Linked DNA regions of Mus musculus: regions 2 and 3 are each linked to region 1. A link is a loop called in an ENCODE intact Hi-C map of the cell type or tissue named here. Cell type or tissue: gastrocnemius. All regions are shown on one strand.

Evidence for each region. Hi-C counts contacts between places; a loop is a spot of excess contacts. Peaks named below come from ENCODE experiments on the same cell type or tissue, not always from the same donor. Only the 100,000 strongest peaks of a DNase experiment are listed, where the experiment ranks them.
Region 2: it touches region 1 in a loop (6-fold over the local background); 4 of 42 quality-filtered maps call a loop at or near these places.
Region 3: it touches region 1 in a loop (2.7-fold over the local background); 9 of 42 quality-filtered maps call a loop at or near these places.

What each region holds. Positions count from the first base shown.
Region 1 is chr14:24,007,163-24,009,662 of GRCm38, forward strand. No RefSeq gene overlaps it. Among named protein-coding and RNA genes, the nearest start is that of 4930519K11Rik, 3.4 kb to the left of the region's middle. In gastrocnemius, a CTCF peak has its summit at 1,324 (motif pointing left); a DNase peak (open chromatin) is centred at 1,310; H3K27ac peaks cover 324 bases.
Region 2 is chr14:23,836,162-23,838,661 of GRCm38, forward strand. The region is part of intron 1 of Kcnma1 (potassium large conductance calcium-activated channel, subfamily M, alpha member 1); the gene reads right to left. Among named protein-coding and RNA genes, the nearest start is that of Kcnma1, 170 kb to the right of the region's middle. In gastrocnemius, no CTCF peak of the experiment used is centred here; DNase peaks (open chromatin) are centred at 1,313 and 2,468; H3K27ac peaks cover 172 bases.
Region 3 is chr14:23,894,213-23,896,712 of GRCm38, forward strand. All of the region lies in intron 1 of Kcnma1 (potassium large conductance calcium-activated channel, subfamily M, alpha member 1), which reads right to left. Among named protein-coding and RNA genes, the nearest start is that of Kcnma1, 110 kb to the right of the region's middle. In gastrocnemius, a CTCF peak has its summit at 1,514 (motif pointing right); DNase peaks (open chromatin) are centred at 1,539 and 2,057; H3K27ac peaks cover 509 bases.

The sequences.
Region 1 (2,500 bases):
AGCCTTTTAAGAAGAGGCTCTCCCCCTAGACACAGAGGAACCTCACATTCAAAAGGAACCTTGGACATCACAGGCTTGTGCTGTTCATTCCGAGAGCTACAACAAAAACAGAAACCAGAGGCAAGAGAGAGAACTTGGTGAGAAAAATGCTTGAGTTCAGATCTCTAGCACCCACATAAAATCAAGGCATAGTGATATGCTCTGATGCTGGGAGGTAGAAAGAAATACAGATACCAGGGGAGTTTCAGGATGAATAGCAAAGCCAAAAAACAAAACAAAACAAACAAACAAACAAACAAACAAAATTAAACCAGGAGGGGTAAGCTCCAAATTGAGCCTTCCTCAATTAAGGTAGAAAGCTGACTAAGTAAAACATCTGGCATCAACCTATGCCCTCCAAGCACTGTGCATTAGACCCACACACCACAACACACACACACACACACACACACACACACCACACACACACACTCCATAAACTGGACAAACTGGGACCAGATCAGATCTTCTGGCCCCGGGTTTTGCTCATAGAGTGCAATCCGTGGGAAGAGCAGCAATTAGGGGCCCCTGCCTCCACTTTACTGCTCTGTACACCCACACAGCCCCTCAGAAAGACAGTTGGAGCAGGACCACACAGCTGCAGGAATCTCTGAGCTCTTCTGTCTGTAGCCTTTATCCCAGAGGGCCACATACCAGGCTGTGGCCAAGCTCCAGAGGAACAGAACCCATCCAGCTTGCACAGGATCTGTCACCCATGCCTACTGATTGTCTTTTTACTCTTTCATTAGCCTGGAAAATGGGAAGATCTAGAAGTATCTACAAATAACCCCAGAGCATCATCTCTACCTTCTGTAGGCGTGTCTACAGATTGGGTATCTAGAAGGATTGTACAAGAAATAAAAGCAGGAGAAATAAAAGTAGAAACTTATAGTGAGGCCATTCATTTGCCTGTAAATACATTTAATAGCTTCCCAGACTCTTCAGCAAATGCACATGTGTCTATGGTCACCTTCAGAGCAAGCCTGGGTTTTCAAATCTGTTACCTATTCTAAGCTGGGTATTCCCCCATGGGACTTAAAAGAAGTACATGAGAGGAAGACCACAAGCACACAAACTAAAAAAACAAAAATGAAGTCCAGGGAGACTGAAAGGCTGTCTACGCAGATGTCAGCAGTGTCACAGTGTCACTGAGCTTCACCTTTCTCCAGCCCCAGCCTGGACCTAATGAACCCTGAGACTCACATTACAAAAAGGAATTACGAATCTGTTGGGAGATTCAGTAATGCCTCCCTAAGTGATGTGGCGTCCTCTGGTGGCGTCTTCTGGTAGACCACTACTTGGTGACTATTCAAAGGGAGGCTGACTCATTCAGTTGAGACCTGAAAATCCTGAAGAACATTTCACAGTCAAACAAACAATGTAAGCACGGGAAAGGGAACGATGGGTTTGGGTGATAGTCGTTAGAGGACACATGCTGACTACAGTTAATAATGGTTAGTAAACTTGAGAAGGGACACCAAGGGTTCTGACCACAGATGCATACAAGAAAAAGGTAATATCTAATCAGCTTGAGTTCACCAGCTATTCATCCCACAAAAAATAAATATTTCAAATAATGCTGTGCAATATACATACATACAATTTTTGTCTGTTTAAATGTTAAAGCTGGAGAGATGCCCCGGCGGCTCAGGGCATGTGTGGCTCCTAAAAGACCCTACTTTGTTTCCCAGCACCCACATAATGGCTCACAACCATCTGGAACTCTAGTTCTGAGAAATCCGGTGCCCTCTGCTAATCTCTTAAGGCATCAACCACTCATGTGGTTCACATATAGGCATGCAGATAAAACGCTCGCCCATAAAATGAATAAATTAAATGCTTTAAGTAAAAGTAAAGAGAAATATCATATCCAAGATGATATCAACTTTTCACTTATGAATTCTGTACCATATAAAGTGTTGGTATGAAGGTAGATGGCCCAGTTCATGTTCTTTCCACAACACAATCTAATGCTCCATCTTGGCTATGACTGTCATTAGTATCTCCACACTTCCTTAAATTATCATGATGTGAAAAGCTGGAGAGAGTTGGCAACATGAGATTGGCGCTCAGAACTAATGTGCACATTTAAAAAAAATAACTGGGCATGAGGCTCACTTAAAATCTTAGATCTGGACAGTCTGGAGCAGGCAGATCCCTAGGAGTCACTGACCAGTCAGACTAACCACTAGATGAGTGACAGGGAAAAAGAAAACTCTCAGAGAAAAGTGGGATGGTGTCTGAGGAAGGACACTTGAGGTTGCCCTCTGGCCTGTGCAAGTGTGGTCACCAAACATATGTGTACACATACACACATGCACACAAGCACATATACAAATAAACACACATACTATCGACAAGCATATGTGTGCCCATACACACATGCAGACACACATACACAATTACCATGGTGCACTGCTGCCTTCTCACCTCCTTATAATTTATTTGTGGTAGAAGATGG
Region 2 (2,500 bases), 170 kb before region 1:
GGTTCTCATTGCGAAGAAATGATAAAATGTTTTAAAAATGGAAATTCTAATTACCAAGACTACCGCCCACTGTCTACTCACAGCGGAATGCCAGTACGCAGCATGCCATAAACCTATGTAACTCGTGTGTGTGTGTGTGTGTGTGTGTGTGTGTGTGTGTGTGTACTCATCTATCACTCTCCATCTTATTTTTGGAGACAGTCCATCACTATACCCAGACTTCACTATTTTGGCTGACTGGCCTTTGAGTCTTGGGGACCCACTGCCTCTGATAGTTCCCCTGTGCTTGAGTTCGAGACCTGAGCCATTGTAACTGGCCCGTACACAGGTGCTGAGCTCAAACTCGGGTCCTCATGCTTGCACGGCAAGCACTTTATACCCTGAACCATCTCCAGAGCCCCAAACACATATAATTCATATCTATCAGTATCTATCAGTTAACACACACACACACACACACACACACACACACACACACACACTAAGTCCTAGAACTCCGGAAGTAGAGCTTAATTACTGTGTGTCAGAGGCACTAAAAGAAAGCTGCTTTGAAGAACCAGGCTAGTTGGTGCTGGGATTCTTGGCCCCTTCCTCCCCACTTGCAGCCATAGCTTTTTTTGTTTGGAGGCAGGGGCAAAGTGAGATCACGTTCATCTTATTCTCAGTATCTGCTTCCCCTGACCCCTGCCTCTGTAGCTTAGAACCTAGCAGATGCTAGCTCGGTCGCCAAGCTGAGTTGGGCTGGGTCTGGATGGAGCACATCTGGGTATCTTGAGAGACTACACTTTTGAGAAGCCAGGCCCAAGAATGAGACAGGAATGAATAACAAAATTGCCATCGAAGGCTCCTTTGTCCTCAAGGACACAGTGCTCACAGAATACAGTGTGAGTAGTTCCCACCAGGGCATGAGAAAGTTATTCAAGCCAAAAAATACAGTAGCTTTCTCTCCATGCCTCAAGCCTAGTGAATACCCTGCAGTAAGAGCAGGGCCTGGGAGGGCTGTTAGAGAAGGGGAGTCTGATGTACATATGTAGAGTCCATCTAACCCTCATGCCAGTTGAGAAAGACACCTGAGGTTTTCAGTAGGGATTGTATAAGTTGGTACATGTGACATTAAGAAATCCAACAAAAACAACATGACAGTCCACAAGGTTAGGTCCAGGAGAAAAAAATGTTATGAATGCTATTTATAATCTTTCTGTTGACCAAAACCACACTGTGAAGAAATGAACCATGTACAATAGCATGAGGCTCTCCCAGCCCACCCGCTTCCTTCCATTAGCCAGGCACCGACCCTACACAGCCACCATATGGCCCACCAGCTATGCAGCCCCGTCAGTCCTGGACCGCCTGAGTGGCTTAATTATTGGGTGGCTATAAATAGAAGTGCCGGACAATAGATTATGTTCTGTCTAGAAAACAAAGTCAAGGTCCCCATTTACCCATTTTCCCTTCATTTGAGCCACTGAACTCCAGATAGCTACAGTAACCCAGATCTTCTGGGTCCCTATTCCTGGTTTAAGTGGCAGTGCTCAGTGTTGGGGACCACTCATGCTTGTTACACTGGGGGGAGGGAGGCTTCAGAGAAAAGATCACTCAGGAGTCTTAAAAAGTCCATGTACCTTAAGGGCTCAAGATCTGCCAAGAAGGTCCAACTTTTTGACAAGTATTGTGGTCTATAAATGTGCTAGGCAATAGTCCTGGTTATCGAGAGTCACGGGTTCTACATACTTGATTCTAATCTTTTGCCCAAGGCTCTTATCCCTCAACACCAGCTATACTGCCTAGTCTATATCTGGCATCACCCCATTCCTGGACTATAGCAGCTGTTCCAAGAAGTAGGTCCCTCCACATATTAGCTATGAAAGCTGGAGATACCCTGCCCCACCCCCAGTGACTGCAAGAGGAAGCCTGGGCCCACGGGTGCTCTTTCCCTCACTGTCTTGGCCTCTGAAAAGCATCCCCGTCAGCTTCATCATCTCCAGAACAGGTTCAGGATGGCACATGGGCATCCTGTTGTCCCAACCCTAGGCTGTTCTCCCAACCCACCTCAATCCCTCAACAAGGGCACAGCTTTGGACTCAAATGAGGTTCGTATGGCTTCCTGGCAATGAGACCCCAGGAAACTGTCCTGCTTGCTCAACATCTCTGTTCATCTAGTCAATAGTTATAGTTCCCTAGCCTCCTGATATGGCTTGTGATCGGTACCAAGCATACATAGCATAGTTCATTTGCTAGGGCCAGTCCTTGCCAGCATGCCCATTTCCTGGGATGACTTACTCAGACTCCTGCTTTGGGGAAAGGCTCAGTTCGGAGACTGACCTGAAGCTCCTCAGAAATAAATCCTTGAAGGAAGAGCAGCAAAGGGGGAAAGGAATGGGGGGATGGGGTGCCTTCTCTCTGTAGAAGCTGCAGGCAGCAGATGAAGCACAGTGGAGGTGACCAAGCAGCCAGATCCCTAAATAGCAACTAATCACTGTGATTGGAATTAATAATGAAG
Region 3 (2,500 bases), 110 kb before region 1:
GAGCTGGAAAGATGAATCAGTGGTTAAGAGCACTGGCTACTCTTTCAATAGACCTGGGTTCAATTCCTAGCATCCACATGATGGCTCACAACCAGCTATAACTCCACCTCCAGTGGACCTGACACTCTCTTCTAGCCTCCATGAATAGCAGGCATGCAGGTAGTGTACAGATATACATGTAGATAAAACATCCACACACACACACACACAAGATAAACAATTGAAGTTTAAAATGAATGCTCCAACCACATGCCCACGGGCTAATCCAAGGCGTCCAAAGTCTCAGTTACAATCCCACTTCCCCCTGACTCCTGTTTACATCCCTGTTTTTATTTCTGTGAAACTTTGGGACCGGATGATAATTCAGTGCCTAATATAATAAGCAGCTACCATCACTCCACTAGCAGTGAGCCAGGGTTCCAGCATACAGCCTTCCTGGCGTTGGTTATTATTCTGACTTCTGGATAATAATCATCTAATCCTTTTCACTTATTTTCTGGGTGTCCTGCAAGAAACATGGGTGTGCTTTACAATCAGAAAGATAAGAGTTAATGTCATGCTTTATTTATTTCTAATATTTTTATTTTGCATGAGTGTTTTACCCATATGTATGCATGTATGTATGTATGTTCACTATGTGTACACCCAGTGTCCAGAGAAGCTAGGGTGTCAGATCTCTCCCGATGCTGGACTTCCAGATGGGTTGTAAGCTGCCATGTGGGGGCTGGGATCTGAATTCAGATCCTCTGTGAGAGCAGCCAATGTTCTTAATCACTCAGCATCTCTCCAGCAACTAAGAAACACACATGATACTGACCTCTGGTTTACACACAGAGAGGGGATGGATTACATATTACAGGGAGGTATTCTTCACTAAGGAAAACTTGTGTTTCCCAAATATACTATACATTAACCCTCCTTTGGGCCTGTCAGCTACTAAGAGTGCATGGGCTGACTTGAAGGCTTGAAGCCACACAGCTTCTGTCCTCAACCTGCCTGTGCCTCAGGTTCTTGTTCCCCATAGATACCCAGCCTCAGACTTACAAATGCAAACACAAGGGAGTACAACAAGGTCACTGTGAACCAGGGGTGTCAAAACCCGGCAAGGCTGTCAATCCAGAGAGAGGGTGTAAATTACGTGGAAAGTCAGTTACCCCAAGTCCCAGGTCCCAGGTCCCAGGTCCCAGGTCCCAGGTCCCAGGTCCCAGGTCCCAGGTCACTATCTGTTCTAGTAGCTGGACTGGGGCCTTACAATATACCTTTCTAAGAAATCCACACTGAAGGAAGAAGTTGTCGATCGATGGAGCAGATTTTGAGAAACACAAGACCATAAGAAAAGTCTGCCTGCCTTGTGTGGCATCACACAGAAAAATCAAGTCTCATTAAGAACTTGAAACATCCATTCTTTTCTAGAAAAAATTCTTTATTTTTTTATTATTATTTAATACATACAAGTATTTGACCTGCACATATTTTTGTGCACCACATACATGTTGTGCCCACATAGGCCAGAAGATGGCGTTAGATCCCTGGAACTAGAGATAAAGGTGGTTGTAAGGTGCCAGGTAAGTACTGGGAACCCAGCTGGGGGGACAGGTGCTTAAAGTACAAACTGCATAGTAGTTAGAGGACAGGAACTCTGATGTTTGCAGACCCCAGCTCTACCAGAGCCTGGCTGAAGGACCAGAGTTGAGTTATTTTTTTTCCCCTCCCAACCTGTCATTTCTCTGTCACTAAGATAGGACTCATAAGGGTGGCACCTGCTCACTGAATTTCTGTGGTATCAAGATAAATATGACACAGAATGTTCAGGAACAGTCTTGGCACCTAGAAATAACTGATGGTGTTGGCTATTTTTAATAACTTTGTTTATTACCACCTCCCCTGATAAACAGCTCAACATCTGTGTGATTATAGGAGACATGCTTTAAAGCCGATGGCTAAATGAAAACAGTGCGTTGGCTCTTGCTCACACTCTCTGCCTGGGGCCAGCATATGCCACACCTGTTGTGTTTGCCGACCCCATCTGCCACCTCATACTGCTGGCCCTCAGAAGGCAGTATGGTCCTCAGAAGGCACTCTTGTACATGGCCACCCACAAAGATCTGCTAGCACTGGCCTACCATTGTCCTGGAGATAAACTAAACAAGTGTGCTGAGTGTTCAGAGGACAACAGCAGCATGTGTGAGTCCCATGCCACCCACTGAGGTGGCTCAATAAGGAGAGGCACGCCGGGGGTGTGGTCTCCACACTGTATATGCAGACATCTTTAACTCTCGAGGTAGACACTGAATGTGTTTGTAAAGAACAGACCAAGTCAAAGCGAGGTCACTAGAGTAAATCCTCATCCAGTACGACTGGTGTCCTAGGAGGAAGGGACGAGGAGCCAAACAGAAGGCCATGTGACTTCACAGAGAGAGCAGGGCCAGGCTACCTATGAGCCAAGGAAACAGATCTCATAGGAATGCAGCTTCCGTCCTACCAACACCTTGACCTGGGA